2 separate regions of the Homo sapiens genome follow, and region 2 is linked to region 1. Evidence: chromatin loops called from intact Hi-C (ENCODE). Cell type or tissue: mammary epithelial cell. All regions are shown on one strand. Links, peaks and the distances in the headings refer to the core of each region. The heading gives the core; the rest is flanking DNA. Region 1 has its middle 13 kb from the start of XDH. Region 2 overlaps XDH (xanthine dehydrogenase).

The links. A loop is a pair of places that touch in the nucleus more often than their neighbours do. Peaks named below come from ENCODE experiments on the same cell type or tissue, not always from the same donor. Only the 100,000 strongest peaks of a DNase experiment are listed, where the experiment ranks them.
Region 2: it touches region 1 in a loop (6-fold over the local background); 4 of 110 quality-filtered maps call a loop at or near these places.

Annotation. Positions count from the first base shown.
Region 1 is chr2:31,425,763-31,430,154 of GRCh38, reverse strand. No RefSeq gene overlaps it. Among named protein-coding and RNA genes, the nearest start is that of XDH, 13 kb to the right of the region's middle. RefSeq lists an enhancer at 1-519. In mammary epithelial cell, for the core only: a CTCF peak has its summit at 1,994 (motif pointing right); a DNase peak (open chromatin) is centred at 2,024; H3K27ac peaks cover 856 bases.
Region 2 is chr2:31,336,001-31,340,392 of GRCh38, reverse strand. It overlaps XDH (xanthine dehydrogenase), which reads left to right. Exons shown (of 36, transcript NM_000379.4): 34 at 716-904; 35 at 2,576-2,752; 36 at 4,385-4,392. Among named protein-coding and RNA genes, the nearest start is that of XDH, 77 kb to the left of the region's middle. In mammary epithelial cell, for the core only: no CTCF peak of the experiment used is centred there; a DNase peak (open chromatin) is centred at 2,312; H3K4me3 peaks cover 910 bases; H3K27ac peaks cover 3,086 bases.

The DNA.
Region 1 (4,392 bases), core at 251-4,250:
TCATTTGTCCATTTCTGGACTGCTTCCTTCCTTTAGCAAGCATTCTTTCCAAATCCCTTCAGAAGTGTTCCTTGTGAGATAGTTTCCAGCAATCATTGCCCTCAGAGGTTGAAACCTTGAGTCACTCCCATGTGACCTCCCGTTTTCTGGAAAGTCCTAGTTCACTTAAGCCAGCATGTCCAATGATTGGGGTTTATTTAGGTGGAACTCACTTCCCTGTCCCTGGATTTTCATTGTTGATTGTTGTGGTTTTGTTTTTCACACATTGGGGATTTCCTTCCTGACTCTTCCTTCTTGGCCCCAATCCACTGCTGATTAAATCTCTGTGTGGATCCTCCACCAGGCCCTGCATCAGCTGCTCTGTCGTGAGACCCACCTGAGTGCTCAGGTCTGAACCTCAGGGATCTAGTGGAGTAGAAGGAGTGCTGATTCTAGAACTAACAAGTGGGCTTCAAGTGAAAGTTCTGCTGCTTCGTCACTCTCAGAAACTATTTCTTCAGGAGAAAATGAGACTTACAATATCACATATATGAAGCTGCCATGAATTGATGTATATAAATAAACAAGAAAACCATATTAAACCACAGTGCATGGTCATAACAATGGCGAAGAGGAAGAAAAAGGAGAAGAGTGATGAGGAGAATAAGCACAAGACGACTTTCTCTTCCGGGTGAGAGGGAAGCAACCTTAGGTAGACTGTTTGAGAAGAATCAGTGGCTTTTCTTTACTGAGCAGAAGTCATTGAGCAAGTATTTACTGACCACTACTACATGTTAATGTGGATTCAAAAACAAGTAAGATCTGGTTTCTGTGTGATATGCCATAATAGACATAGGTATAAAATAACAATGGACATGAATGAAAGACCAGTGAGTTTCCCTAGGTGTGGTTGTGTGGGGAGTCCAAGGTCATAGGCTTTTAAGAGCTGGTTGCATTTAAGCTGAGCTTTACATGATTTTATTAGGGGAAAGGGAGTTCTAGGCTGAGCAAATGACCTGGGCAAAAGCATTGAGGTGTAAAACTGGCAGTAAGTTCAGGGAGCAAAGAGTAGTCTATTGTGGCCAAAGATGGTTTGTGTGGGTGAGGTAGTGGGAAATGAGGCTGGAAGGTGGGCTGGGTCCACATGGGTCCAGATGGCACAAGCTTGTGTGCTGAGGCCAGGGCGGGTTGTGCTGGGCTCTGTGAATCCTCAGTGCCTTTGGAGTCCTTCTGTTTGCATTGCTTTGAGTTTTAGGAGGGATTTCCCCCTAAACTGTGCATCTTTGCAACTTCTCAACATCTTTCCGTCCTCCTTGATTGTATTTATTCAAGCTGTGGGAACAGTACCACTTTCCAGGCCCTCTCCCACATTTGCAGGGCTCAAGGCAAGGGTACAAATGGAAGCTCATCAGCTAGGTGTTTTCATTCTTAACAGTTGTAAACTAACTTTAAAAAATGTTAAATCAGAATTTCTATGCTCCTCACTTGACAAGTATACTTTCATAATAACCCTGAAGATCAGGTTATAATTGATCATTTTCAGACTCTCCAGAAAACTGGTTTCCCCTGTCCTCACCATACTGTCTCCCCTCCCTAACTTGACTTCTCATCCCTAGCTTTGCCCCATTCTGTGACAATCCTCTCTCAAGCACATGGGTGGATAATATGGTCCACATATCTAAGGTATGCCCACTGCCCCAGTCGTCACCCCAGGGCACCTAGAGATATACATCTTGGGAGCCAAGTGGTGGACATACCAGAAGCACAGGTCCCCTCTGCGGTGATAGGCCAAGGGAAATGGCCAGACTGGGCCTTGGGAGTGAGCTGGAGGTCACTGGGCAGGGGCCCTGATCCACGGGGAGTGCTGTAAACAGAAAGTGACATAGGCTCTGAATGGTCACATTCCGTAGGCGCAATGAACTTCTCACCCAGTGGGGAGAGGCATAGCCACAGGCATGCCAGAGTAGAGCCCTCTAAAGAGCAGACCCAGGGCAGAGCCACCTCTTGTCTGGGCCTCCAGGTGGGGCTGTGAGCCACTTCTGTCTTTGGTGAGTCCACTTTCAGAGTTACTGGGCTGAGTTGGTAGAAGCATCAGACTTTGTCAGCAGGAAGTGTTCTTATCACCTCCATTTCCCAGTGGATAGAGAATGCACTCTATCCCTTGGTGGACAAGAGTCTTAGGATGACAGTATATTTTGTCATGCTACAAGAATATCAAGAAAATTTCAGAGGCTTACGAAAAGGAGGATTACTCAAGGATATTCTATATTAGGAAATACTGGTTCAAACAGTTACATGAAAACGACAAGCACAGTCTGGGCATGGTGGTTTACGCCTATAAGCCCAGCACTTTGGGAGGCTGAGACATGTGGATCACTTGAGGCCAGGAGTTCAAGACCAGCCTAGCCAACATGGTGAAGGCCAGGCTCTACCAAAAATACAAAAATTAGCCAGGTGTAGTGATGCATGCCTGTAATCCCAGCTACTCGGGAGGCTGAGGTAGGATAAACGCTTGAACTCAGGAGGTAGAGGTTGCAGTGAGCCAAGATTGCACCACTGCACTTCAGCCTGGGCAACACAGCAAGACTCCATCTCAAAAAAAAAACAAATAAAAAACCACAAAATGGACTGCAGAACTTTCATAATCTGGTATTATACTCTTTTCCTTAGCATTCCAGCTATTCCAATGCTGGACAAGTGGGAATATCCTGTAGCATGGACCCAACTTGCTCAGAAATGGGTGAGGATCAGATGGTGTGAATAAAAAGGCCACCAGAAAGGAGGATGCAAACACACCACACATGCACACACACACACACACACACACACACACACACACACACACACACACACAGGTATTATGTCATAATATCCATAAATGTTAGAGCTGGAAGGGTCCTTGAAGTTTTATAGATGGGAAAGGGGCTTGCCAAAAGTGACAGAGAGAGGAGCAAATCCTTGGCTTTCACCTGAGTCTCTCTTTTCCTAGACTGGGACTCTTTCCATGGTTTCATCACAACCTCATGTTTGGTTCCAAAATTCTCTAGACCAGTTAAATGGGGCCTCTGTCTGTTTATAACAAAGGCATGGAGAGGCTGATGAAATTTTTCCTAGGAAGAAGTACTCTCTTTTTCTCATTTGTCCTGAACAAGTTCACAATCTTTGCTTACAGACCCACCATTGAAGCACTCCCATTCAGCCCCAGGCAAGGCAATCCATGTATTTCCTGGGAACTGCTGCTTCACTGGCACCGCAGTCATGGCTATGGGGCCATGGGATGCATTCAAGGGGCAGCCAGCACCCAGATTCTTGTCACCCCAGTTCCTACTTCCACATGGGATTCTTAGAATAATAATGATGATCAGATGGAGATGACGAATAGGGGAAGTTTAATACAGTGACAATACCGATACTCATCAAGACTAGAAAATTATAGTTGCCAGATCACTAGAATTATTGACTATTCTGGTCTGGCTACTTAGCTGCAGATGGAAGACAGCCAAGAATCACAGGGAGAGGAAGCTTGACCAGGAGGCCATGAGCTGATCCCTGAGGTGACTATGGTTGCCATTCTATGTTTACCATTCTTTATGCCTGCCCCTCCTCTGCTGCTCTTCCTTCAGGTCTTCTGCCTTCCCTCTCTTCTGCTATTGTGCTAAGTCTATCGATTCCTCTGCTCAGATCCACAGACGTGACATATGGAGGGTCAAAACCTTCCCCATTGAGATCCATCTTCCTTCCATGTTTCAGGGAGCTTCCAAGCCACCAGGGACCACTGATTTCCAGAAGCCCCTGGTCCTCCTGAGAGAATGAGGAGCAAATCCAAGCACTGGGCAGACCCTGCAAGAGTGCCGCGCCTTCACCCTTCTCTGCATATCCTGGGCTCAGGGACCCGGGGGGAGTTGGCAGTGGCTAACAAGTTCCGTTCCATCTGCTGCTTCTGGCAGAGTGGACCTGGAACCTGGGGCCCTTCTCTAGGTCTCCCCGAGCCAAACTATCAAATGAATGACAGCTAAGATTCTATCGATTTCCCACCGTCTGGTTCTTTTCTTTCCCTGTGACATTTTTACACTCTGCATTTTAGTTTGGGTTTGCAGAATTTCACAAGATTCTTGTTCGATTTCCTTCCTCAAAGCACTTTATTGTGATTGTAACATTAAAAACAGAGAAACAAACCACGTCCATGAGTTTTTTTAAGACAGGCCTGAAAGCCTTGGAGCCTGCTGTGTCACACTACACGCTGTTTCATCTTCTACTCTCCTCACTCTGATTCTTCTAAGGCCAAACTTTCTCACTGCTGCTGCCAACCCTGCGTTAGTGAGACTCAATGAGATGGTTTTTCCTCTGCCCCCCACGCCTATACAGTGTAAAGGGGCCATCCTGGATGGTGTCCAGCTAGGAAAGCCCAGCCTC
Region 2 (4,392 bases), core at 119-4,118, 90 kb after region 1:
AATTGTACTTCTAAAAAATGGACAACTACTGAGTATACGAAAATCTGGCCATTAGTCAATCTGTTCATTAATTCATTGAACAACCATTTATGGTCCCCTACTGTGGCCAGGCACCAAGCCAGTACTGCAGACCCAAAGATGATTGCCAGTCGGTTTCTTTTCTGAATGCTCGTTGAGGTATGGTAGTGCCCCATGTCACGCTTCTGAGCAGGGGGCTGAGAGAGCAGATGTGTGGGCCTGTCTATCATGGCAGTTACCCTAGGAGAGACCTGTAAGCTGAACTGCAGTGGGGGCACTTTCTCCCAGAGGACAGGCAGGGGTGGGCGTTCAAAAAGGCTGGAGGTAAGTCTCAAAGAATCTACTATCGAATAAATCCTCCTGTGAGCTTGCTTCTTAGCTTTGGCTCACCATTTCCCCAGTAGCAACATGGAAGGAACATCTCCATCTGCACTGCGGCAGGTTGTAGTGGGAAACATGCCCACCTAGAATCACTGACCTTCCGTGTTAATGTCTTTGCTCTGCCTGAGCCAAAGCCTGGCAGAAGTCCGGATGGGTTATCCCAGGGCTGAGGCGGGAGCCAGGTAAGCAATAGAGGGCAGTTTTAGCTACATTCCAGGCCGCGCTGCAGTTGGCGCTTTGTGTCCATTGTGGCAAGTGGTATCTGTCCTCAGGGAAGAAGGTGGCAGGCTAACTGTGCTCTCCATCCATCCTGCAGGTGGAAGGGGCATTTGTCCAGGGCCTTGGCCTCTTCACCCTAGAGGAGCTACACTATTCCCCCGAGGGGAGCCTGCACACCCGTGGCCCTAGCACCTACAAGATCCCGGCATTTGGCAGCATCCCCATTGAGTTCAGGGTGTCCCTGCTCCGCGACTGCCCCAACAAGAAGGCCATCTATGCATCGAAGGTACCATTGCTCTGGCTCTGTGCTGTCTCTTCTGATCTGCCCTGGGGGAGGCCCCAGCGGGTGATGAGAGGCCTCAGTGACCCACCTGGTGGGACTTCAAAGGGCATATCTTGAGGAGGGAAGATGGTTTGACACTGACCTTGGTAGGGGCAGTGGGATAGTTGGGCAGTCCTGCTTGAGAACCAGTTAAATTGGGTTGAGGAGAGCACCTTAGTATGGTCTGAAGCCCACTTCTTTGGGTGAATTTAGAGGGATTCCTTCATCAAATCTTCTCATTTAAATCCTGGCCCACACCCATATCTCAGGCGTACGTCACTGGTGCTTGATCCTAAGAGATGATTTTACAGGTACAGCATTAGTATGGTCCAATGACAATCAGCACATTCACTGCCAATGGGATAGCACCTTTGTACACACCCTTTTACCTCCTTCAGTTGCCAATACTCGACCTTAAGACTTGATCAGGCTGGGTGCGGTGGCTCATGCCTGTAATCCTAGCACTTTGGGAGGCCTAGGTGGGTGGATTGCCTGAGCTCAGAAGTTCGAGACCAGCCTGGGCAACATGGCAAAACCCCATCTCTACTAAAAATAAAAAAAATTAGCTGGGCATGGTGGGACATGCCTGTAATCCCAGCTACTCAGGAGGCTTAGGCACGAGAATCTTTTGAACCTGGGAGGCAGAGGCTGCAGTGAGCCGTGACTGGACCATTGCACCCCAGCCTGGGCGACAGAGCGAGACTCTGTCTCAAAAAAAAAAAAAAAAAAAAAAAAAAAGACTTGGTCAGATGCCTGGAGGATTGTGTCTTCTATTTCTTCCTTATCTGCAGTAAGTATGAAAAAATGGTTGAAAATTGATTTAGCTGATGCATATAATCCTAGTTTGAAGAAGGAAGGCAACTAATCCTTGGTAACCAAAGAAACATCCATTTGCTCATCTCGTGGTTTACTTTACCATAGTGGGTGGGGAAGCTGGGACATATTGTGACCCTTGCCATTGACTGTCATACTTTACCATGCTTGGGAATTACTGAGGCCCATGATAAAAATGTGCCTTTCTGGGGCCCACGCCTAGAAATTTTGCTCCAATAGGTGTGGCTTAGGGCCCTGGAACATGCATTTTCAGCAAGTATCTTTAGTGATTCTGATATAGGTGGTCTCTGATCTATACTTTGAGGGGGAGAAAAACCAACCTATGCTAGAAAATGTTTTAATTCCTGTTTGTTCTTATGCCTATAATTCCTGCGGATGCTGTAATATGACTATGGTGCCTGTAAATGTTGGTGTCAGAGTTGCAGGTAGACTCTTCCCCTCGGCTAGTGACTGAGGAAAAGGTTAAAACTCACGTCAGATTTTGTGGTCTGTAAAATACAATTACCGAGTATAACTTTAAATGGTACATTATATGTGCATGATGTCATCAGAGAAAATTACATGAGTGTTCAAAGAAATATGTCCATGCGGTCCAGTCATGTACTAGCTTGATTGTTCTTAGCCCCTGATCATTTCTGACTGTGCCTTCCTGCTGTATTTGGTGTGGCTCCCATCAGTGCTTTCCTGGTGCCACCAGCCCTCCTCGTGCAGAGTTTGCTGCCTGGCCTCCTAGGTCCACTTGATGATGTGGAGGCAGGACCACCTGCCTGAGCCCCTGCCCTGTGCCCTGTCTGTGTTCAGGCTGTTGGAGAGCCGCCCCTCTTCCTGGCTGCTTCTATCTTCTTTGCCATCAAAGATGCCATCCGTGCAGCTCGAGCTCAGCACACAGGTAATAACGTGAAGGAACTCTTCCGGCTAGACAGCCCTGCCACCCCGGAGAAGATCCGCAATGCCTGCGTGGACAAGTTCACCACCCTGGTATGATGCCCCTCAAGCATCCACTCAGTCCAGGGGAGGCCAGGGATAGGCTGGCAAACTGCAGGGAAGGTTCTGCACAGAGGAGAGGTGTTGGGCTCTCTCCTAACCGGGCAGCCTTGCATCAATGGCCACCCTTCATTGTGCATGGTATGAAGCACACACTCGAACTTGCAAGAGAATAATGAGAAACCTCCTTAAAGCTATAGCTTGTAGCTGGGCCTCCTTAGAGATGGGAGGAATGTGTGGTGCACAGTCATAACTCACAGATTTTATTATTTTCCATCTAGATAAGGATGATGGATGAAACTCCAGAGAGCCTAATCTTTAGTATGAGTCAGTCGCTAGCATTTTTTTTTTTAATTTATGTTAAGGACACTGTATGAATATTGGGGGGATGGAGGGAAAAAGAGGAAATAATTAATTAGATCAACCACATTTGTCCTGTGATGATCATGTGCCATTCTGATACTGGGGACACATAGATGTCCTTGAGGACTTTGCAACCTTGGGAAACCAGATGATTCCATTATAGGGTGATTGATTACTGCCTTGGAGGTGTATGTGGCAGAAAGTAGTAGAAGAATTCCGTAGTCATTGGAATCACTTTAAGAAGCACCTATGTGATACTTGTAGTTGGCAATGCCTAACAAAAGAAGACTTTGCTAGGACGGTTGCTTCCGCTTTGGGGATCTCAGAACCAGCCCAGCCTCTGAGTGGTGCTGAAGTGGGCTCTGTACAGTGGCTTTAATTGCCTTTGCAACTGCAACCTGTGTGGAGTTAGCAGGACTGGGTTCTTCCTGATACTCAGGTGGGGCTTTCTCTTTTTAAAATTCGATATGCTTTTTGGATTTATAGGTAAAGTGGGTACATGTGGTCCCAAGTGGGGAGGGCACAGAGGAACCCCAGGGGCAGACAAATCCACCATCCGCAGACCTCAACACAGTGGGTGAAGGAGGCATATGGGTCCCCATTCAGGTCTTCCTTGGGTCTACCAAGAGCTTTAGCTATGGAGTGAGAACTACACAGACCGTGTGGCACTCCCAGGCAGTAAAGATGCCCACATCTGTGCAGCAACCTACCCACAGCCCAGAACCTTCCCACTATGGCTCCCAATGCTGACAATCACCCAAACCCATTTCCCTGAGAGGAGTGGGTGGCATGGCTCCCAATAAGCTGCCACAGTTTGCAAGGCGAGCTCTTTGCCAACAGTCTGATGCAGAACTCAGTCATTTTCGTAAGCTCTCTGTGGCCCCAGACCTGAAACAAAGATCCGTTTCTATGTTACAACATACCAGCGATTTAAAAATTCTTGCCATGGATTTGCATGAGCAGCTGATTCTATGAACTTTTTAAGGACTGTGAGTTTCAAAAGGGATCACATCTGTATTGTTTGTCACCATATCTCCAAAACCTAATAGAACGCCTGCCATGTGGAAAGTGCTCAGTGAAAATAAATGAATGGCTTAGGAAATTAAGGAGTCCTGCCCTGAGGCATTCTCAACAGCTAGGCCTGCAGAGTGGTGCTTGGCCTTGGAATGATGGTTGGCAGTGGTGGGAGGTGAGGTATGCAAGAGAGTGGGAGGAGCATGATCAGCAGACCCTGGCAATGAGAACACTATCATTCCTTCCTAGTGTGTCAC